Regions from separate parts of the Homo sapiens genome. Here region 1 is linked to region 2. Evidence: read pairs that join two places in POLR2A ChIA-PET (ENCODE). Cell type or tissue: CD4-positive, alpha-beta T cell. All regions are shown on one strand. Each heading gives the region's core, and the rest is flanking DNA. Links, peaks and the distances in the headings are about the cores only.

Region 1 (9,631 bases), core at 3,189-7,188, 56 kb before region 2:
GTGAGATAAATGTACTTTCAGATTTTTTTATGTCAATATGACAGGGCACAATACATGCATAGAATAAAATATGCATATAGAGCGATATCTTAAAGTGATTATTTCTTGATTATATGATGTTTTTAAAGAGTTTTACTCTTTATATTACTTAAATTTTCTAGAGTGAGCATGTACATCCTCTATAATAAAATTTAAAACAACACAAAATTCAGAATTAAACAGACCAATGTTTGAATCCACACGCCAACAATTACTGGCCTATGAACCTGGACAAGTTAGGTAATTCCTGTAAGCCTCCAGCTTCTCTTCTATAAAATAAATACCACCTGCTCCAGAGGGTTGTTCTGATCATTAAATAGATGATGTATATGCAAGAGGCTTAGCACCCTTCCTGGCAGGTAAGCGAATGGTGGCTATAATTTTTTCCCCATATTAAATATAGGACCAAAAATTGTTTTAAATATTTTTGACACTTATAACTTATTATACAAAATTGCGTATCCTTTTATCTAGTGATTCTATTTCTAACAATTTAGAGAAGAAACTACAGCTGCAAAAAGATGTATGAACATTTATGCCAACCACAGCAGTTTTTAAAAAGTGAAAAACTTCATCTGGTTAAATAGATGATGAAATTTAAAAAGGAAAAAAAGAGTAAGAATAAGAGATAAACAACTTAGATCTCATCCAAAAATAAATTAACAGGCTGGGCTCAGTGGCTTAAATCTGTAATCCTAGTGCTTTGGGAGGCAGGAGGATCACATGAGCCCAGCAGTTCAAGACCAGCCCGGGCAACATAGAGACCTCATCTCTACTAAAAATTAAAAAAAAAAAAAAAAACCAGCCAGGTGTGGTGGGCTGTGCCTTGTAGTCCCAGCTACTTGGGAGGCTGAGGCAGGAAGATCATTTGAGGACAGGAGTTCAAGGTTGCAATGAGCTATGATCACACCATTGCACTCCAGCTTGGGCAACAAAGCAAGAGCCTGTCTCTAAATAAACAAAAGCAAAAACCAAAAATAAATTAACACAATATGGCACAGTCATATGGTAGAACAAAATGCAATGCAGTCGTGGAAAATGATTACATGGATCTTCATTTACTGCTATAAAAAGAAGTCGTGATATGTTAAGTGAAGAAACCTGGCTGTAAGATATTAACTATGTTATGATGCCACTTTTGTTAAAAAAAAATTTTTTTCAAAATGCATGTATCCATAGAATATACAATGTCTATATACATAAAAACTTTTAAATGGCTTTTACAATTATATCTCTCAATTTCTCATTAAGAAAACGTAGTCAAACACATGAATCACAAATGGTGAAAGTCTTTCGACTTTGCCAAATACCCAACAACAAAACTACTACTGAAACAATATCCCTACTAACATTTCCTGGGCCTGAGTCAGATAATTTGCACAGAAAGCAGGTTTAATCAGTCTTATCTTGAAAGGCCAATTGTCAGAAAGCAGTTTCCTCAGGCTCTCAACATGTAATTCCTAACAACCCAAAATGACAGAGGTTAATTATTGAATGTCCAGACCAAAAAAGATTATTTAGCAAGCTTATAAGTAAGAAGATCAAATTCTGACTTCACCATAGAGGTATCCTGTTTGTGAGCTTAACTCTCTAGACCTGGATTGCCCATTCGCATGGTAAAATCATGATTCAAGCAGAGTTCCCTATTAAATATGTCACAGGTATGAAATGATAAGCATATTTATGAAAGCTCAAATTATAAAACCTAAATGCATGAATAACAATATACAATGAAACTAGATTCTAGAATATGATGATTAAAGAAAAATAAATCTTTTTTTTTTTTTAAGAGACAGGGTTTTGCTATGTTGCCGAGGCTGGTCTTGAACTTCTGGCCTTAAGCAATCCTCCCACCTCAGCCTTCCAAAGTGCTGGGATTGCAGGCACATGCCACCATGCCCAGCTGAAGAATAAATCTAGACCAGAGGTTTCAAGTTAGGTTCCCTCAGAACACTGGTATTCCACCTCTATGATCAGATAGAAAAAAAAAGGGGGGGGGATATTTTGTTCATGGATATTTTTTCAATTTTATGTACTTCTCTTGTAAATTATTCTTGAACCTCTGTTGTCTATCATTACTTGTTTTCTAGGGAATATTAGTAGATAGAAAAAATTAGTAAGTACAAAATAAGTCTTAATGGGAAAACTTGCATAGCTGATCATGTTTCATTCAAAAGGTTTATTTTTAGTTTTGTTTTTATTTTTTTCCTAAATATGTATGCCCATGGCAATAAATTATGCTGCAAATAAGTAGTTTAACCACTGTCAGCTAGAAAATTGTACCTAGTTGTCACAATGGAACTAAGTGTATCAGTGTAGTGGCAATGTTTAGGAGCCCTCCTCTGGTTTGGAGTACCAGTTCTGCCTATTACTTTGTGACCTTGGGCAAATTCTCTACTAATAAGGCTCAATTTACTCCTCCCTAAAATGCAGATAACAATATCTGTATCTCATAGAGTTGTGTTGAGTGTTAAAAGAGATAAATGCTGTGATCTGTGTAACTAGCACCTAAGTATTCAGTAAATGACAGATTGTCTTCATCATCATTATTCAACATGGTGTTACCCAAAGAACATCTTGATGTGTAGCACTCTACCAACAAATAAATCTGAGAACCACTGAAAGAATACAGCAATCTGCTTATGAGTTTGACCAGTTTGTTTCTCAGATTCTTCTCTAATAATTGGGGGTCAGGTAAAGTGAACATCCTATTTATGGCAAGCTAAAAATTTGTTAAGTTCTAAAACAGTGATTATAGCTCCACCTACTGGAAATACAATATTTAACACACTATTACTACTGTTCAATTTTTTAAATTATGAATAAATATTCTTTGGAGAATATTACCAAAGAAAATAATTATCTGAGGAAGTTAAGAAACTTAGAAAGATAAATCAAAATAAATGTTTGGATGGTAAAGGAAAAAAAAACCTACCATTCTCAATTTTGCTTTTAGGATGTGGTCCACTAAATGCTAAAAATTTTCCTGGAACAATCCAGTTGAAGTCACCATTTTCAACTCGCTGGCAGAATTTTGTAAGAAAAGAGAAGAAAAATATTTTATAATTCTTATACAATTTAGGAAACCCTTACAAATAAAACTGCTTTTCACTCTTAGTACTAATTAGACATACATGTAGACAAACATAGCTTAAAATAAAAACATGCACCTGATTCTCAAAATGCTATTTAGGAATTCAATCCGCTTTAGAAAAACTTGTGTCTAGACTGTATGAAATGTTTAGAAACTTTTATTTACGGCAGAGGTATTTTGCATAAAATGTTTGTTTCCTGGCCACTGCAAAGAAATGAAATGGAAACAAACATTGCTTGTCTTGGCGATAAATAAGAGAAAATGGGAAATATGAAAACTTTCCATGAATGTAGTAAACATATTTTAAACAATGAAAAAACATCTGTAAATATCAAGCTCCTGATGAATACACTTCCAATTTTTTTTCTCTTTTTATAGGGCTGTTATCTCTTGTCAATGCTGATTTTTAGAGGGGGAAATGGCAAAAGGCAGGAGCGAGTGATATTGGCGCATCCATTCCACAAACCAGAGTCAGCCAAGCTGTACTCTGGAGGATAACAAGATTCAAGCAAGGGACATACATAGAGTCAGGTGCTCCTCCACTCCAGCTAATGAGACACCTTGTAGGAAAGCCAACTGAACACAGCTGATCTTCCAACTGAATTTTCATGTGAAAACTCTCTTTTTAAAATGTTGACTTTTTAAATTAGGTTTTTAACTCCTGTGAAACCAAATAAAACATGCCCATTGGCTGACTTTGAGCACCAGTTATCAGCCTCTAGTCTAAACACGCTAAGAGATCCTCAGAAAAGGCTTAAGAAGACCAAGAAAGTAGCCAAGCACATTCCCATGGCTCCATCATCTCCCCCATTTTCTTCCCTTCCCCATGTGCCTCCGAACCATGGGACACTGGGGCACGAGTAAGGTTACCCCAAATTTTGCAGTCATTAGAAGGCATTTGTGCAATGCATCACAAAATATATATATCACCTCTTCACTTACGCTGTCTTTACCACCACCACCCCCTCCCCACCTACCCCTACCCTTGCCCTCCTTGTCTCCATCCTCAGGGCAGGGAAGCAATGTTGTTCTCTTCACTGGGCCATCCGTTACCATCCATATAAAAAGCTTTCTCCCCCCATTATATGGCAAGGACCTCAACAGTAGAAAACTGACCCAATATAGACTCTGTACTCTACCATAAGAACACAATAAATATTTGTTAAACAAATTGGAATATGGCCATCAAAAAAAAACTGGAGCCATTACTTTAATTACTTATATTACCCATTATCATTTCCATGAAAATCAAAACTTGGCTATAAAATATAATTGTCATTTTTTAATGCAGATTTTTTTCCCAGTTATAAAAAGTTATATGTGAAACTGTGCATACCATCTTATAAACATCTGAACTGCATTTAATCTAGTTGTAATAAACATAATATCTCCAGCTGGGCGTGGCGGCTCGCGCCTGTAATCCCAGCACTTTGGGAGGCCAATGCAGGTGAATCACCTGAGCTCAGGAGTGCAAGACCACCCAGGGCAACATGGTGAAACCCCGTCTCTACTAAAAATACAAAAAAATTAACCAGGTGTGGTGGTGTGTGCCTGTAGTCCCAGCTACTTGGGAGGCTGAGGCAGGAGAACTGCTTGAGCCCCAGCGATGAAGGTTGCAGTGAGCCGAGTTTGCACCATTGCACTCCAGCTTGGGCCACAGAGTGAGACTCTGTCTCAAAGGAAATAAAAAAAATATCCAAAATGCCCTAAGTAAAATCTAAGAAACCCTGAGTGTTATGATTGCACATGTGAAATTAAACCTCAAGCATAGCTTCTATTTATAACAACTTAAATAAAGAATCTAATTATGGCAATTAAAATTTGCTTGTTTAAATAAAAGTCTCAAATTAATTATCCAATATCTCTCAAGTAATTATTAAGCTTAACACAGTATTTGAAAATCCAAGAATAAAGGTATGCACTAATCATCAAGAGACTAAAACCAATTCTTTATGAACAATAAAAGAAAACAGGTTTCTACGGTCACTATTTCTGTATCCTTGACCACCAAGTAGGTTAGATAAATACGCTCTGCAATATCTGCTTATTTGGATTACAGAAATCCATTTGGTTAAATAGCAACCTTTTATAATTAATCATATGGAGAGAGGCAAGGGGATCCCTAAGATACATTCATTCACAGAACCAAAAGAATATGTTTGCAAATCCTCCTACCCAAAAAGATAAATAGTAGATAATATTGGGTTATATTCAGCAGCCAGGATAAGGCTGATGGAATAAACAAAAAGATTTAGGTCTTAGACCTAAATCTGAGAAAAAATTAATAAGGAAGTTACAGCTTTTAACTGACCTAATATAATATACGCTTACTTTGGTAGTCTTCCAAAGTTAATATTTGTGCCTTTATTCATAGTGAATTATACAAATGTCAATGTTTATCAATAATAAAATACTTTATATGACCCAAGTTGGTTTTTCTAATTAAACACACACATACACTTCAAAGAAATCTAGATCAGACAGGAACTTAAGGTACTTTCCAACCCTACCACATTTTGTAAACAAATACCTAAGCAAGGATGAGGCAAGAGTATGATATTACCACTTCTGATCTAAAGCCTACTACCTACCAAATACTATGCAAAAAAAACTATAGATGTTCTTCACTGTAAGAAAAATCCAAAATAAAAAAATCTGAATTCCTGAAAGTGATACATTTAGGTGTTGTTATTCACTGTGCTATAGGATTCTCCAATCTACAAAAGATTCACAGCTTTCTTTTGAATAACTCACTCTCCTGGTGCACTCAAAATATAATTTGACTAAAAAACATGAATTTTTACAATTCCTTTTTTTTATCTGGAGATGGAGTTGCATTCTGTTGCCCAGGCTGGAGTGCAACGGTGCGATCTCAGCTCACTGCAACCTCTGCCTCCGGGTTCAAGCAATTCTCCTGCTTTAGCCTCCCAAGTAGCTGGGATTACAGGCACACACCACCAGGCCCGACTAATTTTTTTGTATTTTTAGTAGAGACCGGGTTTCACCATGTTGGCCAGGCTGGTCTCGAACTCCTGACCTCATGATCCACCCACCTCAGCCTCCCAAAGTGCTGGGATTACAGGCATGAGCCACTGCACCCGGCCAATTTTTATGATTTCTAAGAAATGCATTTGTGACTCTATAGTAATGGTCACAAATACATTTTTCTGTCCAAACACTGAAAACTATTTGACCTTTTTACTACTGTAACAAACCTACAATAAGATAGAAAAGATAGTCTTTGAGGTTGACGATTACAAGGTTGATTTCCTATATCAACAGATGTGTTTTCTAGGAAAACATGCAGAAACAGTTTTGAAGCGCAATTCAACATTCATTTAGACATTTGCTGAGCCTTTATTATATATCAAGGACTGTAACTTGGTGTCAAACATAAAATAATAAAAAGCATTCTCTATGCTTTTACAGAGTCCAAAGGCAGGTGGGAATGACAAATAACAGTAACAAAAATGGCAGCAAATATGTGGATACCACTGACTCTGTGTTAAACACTAGTGTATTCTATACAACTTACTTCTCATAGCAACCCTATGAGGTAGATGTTATTTTCATCTTCGTTTTATCCATTAAAGAAAAAGTCACATTACACTTTGAACATGCGATACTAAAAGTATGTAAGAGGAATGACAGTGACACAAAGACTATTTTGAAATTTAATAAGGTAGAACCACAGTGGCATTTTAAAATTCATTTAAAAAGTGCCTTCTTTATATTTCCCTAACTTCTAAAACAACAAAACAGTGTTGACAGTATAGTTGTATTACATAAATGCAAATATGCTGTAAGGACAGGCACTTTATGAGCTTAAAGCAAAGTAAATATTTGAATTATTTGGTTTAAGTTGACATGCCATCTGGCTTTAAATAATAATCAAACTCTAGATTATTAATTTAGACTTGCTTTTGAGGGAGACGGTGTGGTGGAGCAAAAGAGGAGTGTCCCATGTGGATGACTGCTTCACCTCTGCTAGCATCAGCTACAGCAGGGAGACAGTGGGGTTGGAAAACATGTGGAGGCCCATTCCAAAAGTCCAGATCAGTGAACACCTCTGCTGGTACAACAGCAGGGTGCAAAAATCCAGTGCACATTTGCAGATGCCACTCCAATGTTCAAGACGCAAAGATGATTTGGAGTCAGCAGCACAAACATAGTTGTTGAAACTTGGAACTGGATGCACTTAATCATACAAAGTGTGTATAACCAGAAATCATGAGGTCCTCAAGAACCCCAGCAAATCAGGGTGGGCAAAGGAAGAGAAAGGATTTGAGAGGGAGGCTGAGAAAGATGGCTAGCCATGGAGGGAGGAGAAATCCAAAAGACAGCACATTATAAATCAGGGAAGGAATGCGAATTAGAGAGCGACCATAGAATAAACCAAGTAGGAAGAAGAACAAGCATGGCCACTTGGTTTTACGAACGCTTGTGTTAGCAGGAACAGTTTCAGTAGAGGCCAGACCATAATTAGAGTCGAGACTGCTCTCTTAAGAAGTTTGGAGATTAAAGAAGGAAAAGATACCAAACAATCATTAAAGAGGAAGAAAAAAAAGCCATGGGGAATTGTTTAGGTCAGGGTAAGTCTCAAAACATTTTATAGACTTAACCAACGTGAGCTTTGAACCAGCAATGGGTGTAACAGATACGGAAACACTGGGTCCCCTCACTTTTGCAGTTGCGGTGGCCAGGAAGTAATTTTGCTTCCTTAAACTTGAGGCTTTGGAGTGGTGTAATGAACACTACCAGACAGCTCCAGGAGAATGCTTCTTCTAATAGTTCTTCCAATATTCAAATTGCCACAGGAGGCGTACTTCCATAACTGCTCCAGGTGGTGAGGACATGCCCACATACTTGCATTCTGAGGACTGCTTGACCCCAGTCCTATGGCAGTCCCATTATTTCCAGTTCCATAATCCACCAACATGTAAAGAAGGCAGACCAAGCAGCATCCAGATTACATTTTAGTTTGCTGTACAAATTCTAATCCAAACAAAGTCTTGAAGCATCATAACTTCAGTGTTCAACAATATTGACTCCTGCTCTTGACCCAATGTGACTTGCTGAGAGACAGGAGGCCTAACAAACTTTACTATTTCTCAAGGTAGGTGCTAAAGAGCAATTGTTAGGACTCTACACCACCTGGTCAATCTGAAAATTTACTTATGCAGTGAAGGATGACAGAGTCAACCTGGAGATAGGTCCCCACTCACATATTAAACTAAATTGATGTTCCATACAGAACTGGTCTTAGATTAAAACATCTAGCAATCTGTGTTGTAAATAACTGACTTAGAAACAAAAAAAAAAAACCTCACTCTTGCAGCATAGATTGGCTGCTGATAAAAGAAACATCATTTGAAGAAGTTGTCTACCATGGTAAATTTGTCCCTTGGAATATTACTGCAAAATCAGAATGGATTCTTAATCAACATGTTTTAGGCACTTTCCACTGAAAACAGATCATATAAAATATCTTGAAATGTGCTATACTCCTGTTTTTAGTATTATTCACACATTTACTCATTAGTTCTTTCATTCCACAAATAATGACTGCCCACTATGAGTGTACTGTGCTAGTAGGTTACTTATTCAAACAAAGAAGAATAAGACAAAGTTGCTGCCCAAAAGTACCCGCAGATACAGGAAAGACACAGATGTGTAAACAGAGTACCACACAAGGCTACATGAGAAGAGCTTCCATGGGGTTGAGAAGGACTTAACAGTCAACCATGTAAATACAGTGGACCAGAAAGAAGAGCTGACAGGCAGGAGGAGGGAGCAAGAGCATGTGCAAAAGCTCAGAAGCCGCCACCGGGTAAGCTGCGTGGATTTGGGTATGGGGAGGGAGTGGAAAAGGACAAGGGTGGAGAGGAAGGACAAGCCCATGTCAAGAAGGGCCTTCTGTGCTGTAGTAAGGAGTCTGCATTTCCTCCACACCTTTAGTCAGTGTGGAGCCCATGAAGGGGAAATGATAAAACAGGGGAATGATATAATCAGACTTAATTTTTAAAACCTACACCCTGATAGTAATGTGAAGTCTTGATCGAAGAGGCCCAAGATCCAAGAAAGACTCAATCCCAGGCATCCAGAATGAACCCATGCTTTTTCACAAACAGTTCCCAGATGCGCTACATTGTAATGTGGCTAAAATAATGTGAAATCACTTTCTAGAATAGAAATGGTCTTTCCCCAAAAGAGCACCCTTTAGGTGAAGATAGCAATAATGATAACCTGTGAATTGCTTGAATATCTCAGGAACAAAATAGTCCACATTTCAGCCTGTCATGGATCAGTGAGAAATTTTGTATCACAACTAAATTGATAAGCATAAAAGTAGGGGCTTGAAGCAAGACTCAAATATGGCAACTTCTGCAGAATGAGGCACAAGAATACATGGATTCTATGGTACCAGGTGACAAGAGCAAAGGCTTTAACCCTACACATGGAGAGATGATATTACTGGTAGCCTCCTAAAAAACAAAA
Region 2 (7,107 bases), core at 3,082-7,081:
CATTGATTGGAAGCCTGTAGCTCTGCATGGGGAATACGTCTAAATGTGAGCCTGCTCTGTTCAGATATTTGTATAAAATGGAACACTGATAGTCCTCACTCGGGTAAATGCCAGGTGAAGCCTAGGTAGACATGTACAGAACATGCTCTCATATCAGGCACGGCAAACAATTTCAAGTCACACTCTGATAATGGATAATGTCTTCAGGGCTTTGAGTACCTCCTTTCCGATTTTTTTTTTTTTCATAATGAATGCATGCAGCTAAAAATTTTCAAGATCCAACTCTAATTAAAAATTTTCTAGTATTCCTCTTTCAAGCATATGAATTACTTCTTTTTTTTTTTTAATGGAGTTCTGCTCTTGTTGCCCAGGCTGGAGTGCAATGGCGCGATCTCGGCTCACCACAACCTCCGCCTCCCGGGTTCAAGTGATTCTCCTGCCTCAGCCTCCTGAGTAGCTGAGATTACAGGCATGTGCCACCATGCCTGGCTAATTTTGTGTTTTTAGTACAGACGGGGTTTCTCCCTGTTGGTCAGGCTGGTCTCGAACTCCCGACCTCAGGTGATCCGCCCACCTTGGCCTCCCAAAGTGCTGGGATTACAGGCATGAGCCACCGTGGCCGGCCCCATGAATTAATTCTTAACTGGAAATTATCCTGAGACTGCAAGGATGGCTGTTAAAAAAATCGTTGACACTTAGTAGCAAATACTTATATGTATAAATAAGTAGTTTCACCTATTGAGAAAAACAGAAACAATGCTGAGAGTAAAATTAACATTATTATCCACAATATTAATTTCAAATGTTTGTATGTACAGTATTAACAAAGCCCATTTCAGTTCTATATAACACACTTTGTTTTACTCAGTAACTTTAAGAAAATTAGTTAATGCTTTGCAACACTGATTCTTGCTGTTATTTTTACAATTAGTACCGACTTCATAATTTATCTTTAAGCACATCACAGGTTTTAAATTACTCCATATTAAACTTCCACAAAACTGTGGAAGTCAACCAAGACTTATTTATCAATTAAACAGTCATTCATTTCACAAACACTTATTGAACGCTTAGGATGTGTCAGACATTGTTCTAGATACTGGGGCTATTGTGGAAAATAAGACAAAGTCCTTTCCCTTAAAGGGAGAGATAATAAACTGGTAAATAAATAATTTCAAGTGCTAAAAAAAAGTACATCCCCTTAATTCAGTATATATTGTTTGAAGTAGCAAAAACCGCAATTACTTTTGCACCAACCTAAAATGAAACAAATGGATGTTAGCTTCTTCACACAGAAAGTATATGTTATTCCAAAGCTACTGATAAGATTCAGAAATTTGTGAGTAAATTACTGTAAGCATACACAGTGCATCCCTACTAAATATATAGTACTAAATGCAGTGAGTATGTATGCCTGTGTGTGCAGCTGTGTATGTGTATATAAATTTGAGAGCTTATTTACAACACAAAGGAAGTTTATTATCAGGATGCCAAAAGAAAAAAAGAAAAAAAAACTGAAAAGATTGATGCACCTTAACTTGATAAATCTTCCAGTAATGAAAAGCAAACAGCTAATTTTCCTCGCCCACAGCTAAATGAAACAGGCAAGAAAAGTTAAGAGGTGACACTGCTCTACCCATATGCAGAAGGCTAACAGAATGTCCAGTCTCAAAGAGTCTGAAATTGAAAATGCTGTATGAGTTTAAGGAGCCTGATCTGTTTCAAAGCCACCAAAAATACAAGCCTACAAAGATAAAAGACTGGCCCATTTACAGGCAACATCACAAAAGAGTTGCCTATCAAACTACAAAAGGAAGGAACTGCAAACAGGAAATTGCCCAGCCCCAGCCATGTGCCTCCCCTCCCTTCCTCTCCACTAACTTCTATAAGCAGAAGCAAACACTGCCGTTAGATTTACCAACAAGCCACAGAGAAGGATGACAGAACACTAGTAGCTGACATCTAATATATTATTGGTTCAATAAATATTTAAAGTAAATGCCTTTATTATTTTGAACCAACTTTTTGATAATTTTACCTACATTTTAAATGACATTTATTTAATCTACAGTTTTTTAATGTCAATGTAAAGTAGTTCTGAAATCAGAATTTACAGAATTGTGAGTCAAAATATAAGCAAAATAATATACTTGGTCCAAACAATAAAAACAAAAACAAAATCACAGTTAATTGTCTGGGTATATCAGTGTCCAATGATTTAAACACACACACTGTAACCACTTTTAAATAATACTGTTCTGTTAAAATTTCTGTATACTCAGCAGACGGCTTAATGTTCAAAAATCAATAGGTCCATTATCAGCAGTTCCAATTAAGCACATTTATATTCAGGTATACAGAAGTATTTAATAGAGCATTCTGACATTCTAATGAGTAACAGCAGGAAAGGTCTATGGACTTCCTAATTTTTTACAGAAACTTGGACTGATGGGCATGATTTCTAGTAGTCTGTATCTATTGAAACAAATAGACACAGATAAAATGACTTCATCTTTTTTTTTTTTTTGAGTCAGGGTCTGGGCTGGAGTGCAGTGGTGTGATCACAGCTCACTGCAACCTCAAACTCCTGGCCTCAAGCAATCCTCCAGCCTCAGTCTCCAGGTAGCTGGGTCTACAGGCTCCCACCACTGTACCTGGCTAACTTACTTTTTTAATGGAGGCTAATAGCACTTATCCACTCTAAAATGGTCTAAATATAGGAAACAAATATAAAAACACAAAGTTTTCAAACAGTTAATAAATCTATAAATAAAAACATGAGAATAATCAACCTCATTAATCAAAAAAATGATTACTAAAACAATGAGGTAGCATTTTTCACCAATTAAATTTCTAAAACTGTAATGTTCATACCCAATATGCAAAGTTTACATGAAATTGGAGATTTCACATAATACCAAATTTAGTATAAACTTGCTTAAGTATAGCAATATGCTCCAAGAGTCTTAAAAACTCTGAAATTTAAAATTATTTACCCTATTTCTGGCACTCTAAAGACAAAAATCCACGAAAAGAAACACTTATAATATAGAAAGAGATGTGTTACATTATAAAAAATTTTGAAAGAAATCTAAAATGTTAAACAATGGTATTCTCTCTAAATGAAATATTATTTGGTCACCTGAATAGCAAAATGGCAAAACATACATAGGCTAAATTTTAAAAGGCTCAAAAAACTACACTGCAATCACACCTAATAAATAATTCAGGTTTAGAACTGCGAGAGAATTTTTCCACATTTCTTCTACAATGTGGTTACTCCACTTTTTAAAGTTTTTTTAATTGTAAGGGAAAAAAACACCCCTATCTTCTCATTAGATTATCCCCTTTTCAAAACGGACATTTAAAATAAAATTAAATTAAAAATTTAAAATAACTAGTTTTCTTCCAGCCTCCCTTCACTCCCCTACCACCAGAAAAAGCATCATCACCTTCATGCTATTCTCCCTGTCTGATGGTTCCTCAGCAACCTGGCCTGCTGGGATTGACCATCTTGGAACCTCCCCTCTCTCCAGGTCTGAACCCAGCCCTCCACACCCACACCAACAGGCAGGGAGTCATTCACCTTAGTATCCTCAACTCCAGGAACAAGGCCTGTTACATGAAAATACCTCAAAAAAACATTTGTTAGATAAATTCATATTTACCCAATTGTACCTATTGCCCGCTTTAAACAATTGTTTATTGCTCACCTGTCCCACATTTTAAGCTAGGCATTGTTTATATGTATATATATTTTATTCCCTAGAACCTACCATAGTGCTAGGAAGGGCTCATAGTAGCTAAACAAAGATTTACTGAACTAATGAATACCTGACTACAGATCTCACAAATTCATTTGGTTTAAACAAAATATTCCCTTAAAATAACATCCTTGGAGAGAAATATACTCCTACCTTCCAGTGAATTATACTAAGCAATAATCAGATTAACAACCATATGAGTGTTGTTACTGAGCCAAGGAAGTATTTAAGTGAAAAATATGATGGACAAGAGGAAGATGGGCAGACAGAAAGAGGGGAAGTAGCTGTCCGATCATCAGGGAGGTAGCCCAAAGGGTCTACGCACAAAAGTGAGTGATAGGAAGTAGGAGACTGGGTCAGAAAACTTTGTGGAAGGCCACACAGCTTCCCTGCCAGGGCCACCAGACATTCCTAAGTGCATACAACGTCAGACACTGCACCGATGACACCTTTATATAAATGACCTCCTTCAGTCCTCACCGCAAGTAAAATAGGGTATTATTATGCCTATTTTAAAGATGAAAAAAACAGGAGTTTGGATAAGTTAACTTGCTCAGGGCATACAACTAACAATTGGATTCAAAGCCCAGTGAGCCTGTGGCTATGTTAAAGTCATTGCTCACAACCACTAAGCCAAATGGAGAATGGCTTCTTTGCAATTAGTCACAGACTTAGCAGTAGAGTATAACTACTTAGGTCTTAAGTGTAGTCTACAAAATAAATAGCCAACACAGACATGGTTAGACAGTCTAAAAACCTCAGGCTTGTTATTCCCAATTCAGACATGACATCTGGTTCAGGCTAGTCTCAGTTAATCCACAATGTAGACCTCTAATTTAGCAATGCAAAGACTTAACAAGTGGGTAAGGAAAGTATATAATGTGGCTACCACCTCTGTTTAAGCATCCTCCACATAACAGAAAAAAAAACTGTATTTCTTTAACTCTGAACTTAATTTTCTAAGCTATACAGTCACACTTATTTTAACATCTTCTCATACATATTATTTTCCAATTCTTCAGTCACGGTGACCTGATCCAAATTCTCCTTGACCTAGGCCTGCAAAACTGAAAACAATATAGTAACACAGGTACTAGTGAAGACTTGGTCTTTAAGCACATGGCAAGAACCTAATTAATTCATACTCATAATTTTAAAAAGCCATCTTTTTCAAACTCATATCAGAGTGTTTTAGATGCTACAATGATCTAAACATCCTAACTTCAAAACTGCACTGAGTGTTGCCCTGGAAGGGAAACACCTTTCTGACAAAGCTGGTCTCTTCTTAAATCTGAGCCTTCCATCTCAAGGAGCACAATGTCACAATGCAGGGGGTGAAGAGATGCTCTACTAGTAGAGGCATCCCTAAAATGGGTGCCTAGCATCTGCTAAGTGTCACTGTGGTCTCCAGTGCCCACATCATTCCAGCAACCCTGGCTTTAAGATCACTGAACATGATGGTCTATATCAGGGTGTCTAATCATTTAGCTTCCCTGGGCCACATTGGAAGAAGAAGAATTGTCTTGGGCCACACATAAAATACACTAACACTAAGGATAGCTGATGAGCTTTAAAAAAAAAAAAAATCTCATAATGTTTTAAGAACGTTTATGAATTTGTGTTAGGCCACATTCAAAGCCAGCCGCAGGTTAAACAAGCTTGGTCTATATTTTATCTCCTTTTTGATCCTTATGACAGCTCTATGAGAGAAAGCATAAAAAGTCTCCCCCCACTTAGATATAAGGAAATAGAAACACAAAAGCTGTGAAATACTTGAAGTCATTATCTAACAGAGAAACCAAAAGTGCCACAAGATGGCACACTCAAAAGTAAGCCATGGTGTTTGTGGCACAACAGTTGAAAAGTAGTTAATGCCACTGAGCTGTACATTTTAAAATGGTTAAGACAGCAAGTTTCATGTTACGTATATTTTACCACAAAAAAATTGGGAAAATACAAGTTTATTTTTTAAAAAAAGGCTAGGTAGTGATGTAATTTTGTATACTTGTTACTACCCTTGGTCTATGCTCTTTACTTTGATTCTGTATCTTTAAAAACCAAAGTTGGCTCAGTCATGACTACAAATATTCTGGTAAAGGGGAAGACACCACTTTATACCTTACGTCCAACTTCATTATTTTCAGGAGTTTCCCATATATTACCTTCTTTCTTTCATGTTTTGTCATCCCATTATTCATTCACTCAAAAGATACTTACAGAGCACCCATTACATACCAGGCACAGCTCTAAATTGATAGTGTTCAAATACTGAAATAGTTCTATACCAGTTGGTAAATAGCTGCAGCCCACAGCACACCACTCCACTCCACACTGGCCATCCTAGTCTCTTCCTTGGGACCCACGCCCACCCCCTAGGCCCTAGACTTCCCCAAGATTCAGCAAAGCAAGAAGCCTCCAGGACCCTGTCCCAGCTTCCAACTCAACGGGTGAATACCCGGCCTAACCCCTTGTTAAATATTTTATCACCCTCCACACACAGCGACGAACAAAACAGATAAAGTCCTTACCCTCTAGTCTGGGAAAGAGATAATAAGCAAGTAAATGCATAAACAAAGTAATTTCAAATAGTAGCATGCTGTAAAGAAAATAAAGCAACAAAGGTCTAAAGGATGACTAGGGGTGGAGGTAACAGGGTAGAAATTAAGAGAAAATCTCTCTGAGAAAGTAACATTAGAAAGAGCCAGGCATGCAGAGGTCTGAAGTAAGAACATTCCAGATAGAACAGAAATATCAAGGCTCTTTGGTAGGAACAAGCATGGAATTTCAGTTAGAAGTCCAGCATGAGGGGAGCAACTTGAGCAAGGAGACCACAGAGGTAGAGAGGGTCAGATCAGAAAGGATCTTAATGGCATTGGTAAGGATAAATTTTATGCCAAGATCAGTGAGCAATAACAGATTTGAAACAGGGTAATGACGTGATCTAATTTACAATTTTAAAAGACTACTCTGACAGTTGTATGGCAACTAAATTAATGGGAAGCAAGAATATAAAAAGGAGACAACATATAAAGCTGTGGTCATAATCCAGGTGAACAATGACAGTGGCTTGGGCTAGGTGATAGCAACAGAGATGGAAAGATACATTCTGATTCAATATGTTTTAGAGGTAGAGCTGACCAAACTTACGAATAAGTAGAATGTGGGATGAGCGAACAAAAGAAATCAAAATGACTACTCTTTTGATTTAGCAAGTCACTGATGGTAGTCCACTTACTAAAAAGGGAATGACTTGGGAAATAAATACATTTAGGGAGAGAAGGAATAAAAACTTCTGTTTTGTCACAATAAATTTGAGGTATCATTTAGATGTATAATATGGAGC

Evidence for each region. ChIA-PET counts read pairs that join two places held together with the same protein. Peaks named below come from ENCODE experiments on the same cell type or tissue, not always from the same donor. Only the 100,000 strongest peaks of a DNase experiment are listed, where the experiment ranks them.
Region 1: POLR2A ChIA-PET joins it to region 2 with 7 read pairs; 11 of 35 experiments call an interaction of 5 or more read pairs at or near these places.

Annotation. Positions count from the first base shown.
Region 1 is chr1:100,448,836-100,458,466 of GRCh38, reverse strand. CDC14A (cell division cycle 14A) reads right to left here. Exons shown (of 16, transcript NM_003672.4): 8 at 2,975-3,062. Among named protein-coding and RNA genes, the nearest start is that of GPR88, 84 kb to the left of the region's middle. In CD4-positive, alpha-beta T cell, for the core only: no CTCF peak of the experiment used is centred there; a DNase peak (open chromatin) is centred at 5,646; H3K27ac peaks cover 2,383 bases.
Region 2 is chr1:100,395,275-100,402,381 of GRCh38, reverse strand. The region is part of intron 4 of CDC14A (cell division cycle 14A); the gene reads right to left. Among named protein-coding and RNA genes, the nearest start is that of CDC14A, 46 kb to the right of the region's middle. In CD4-positive, alpha-beta T cell, for the core only: no CTCF peak of the experiment used is centred there; a DNase peak (open chromatin) is centred at 5,571; H3K27ac peaks cover 3,799 bases.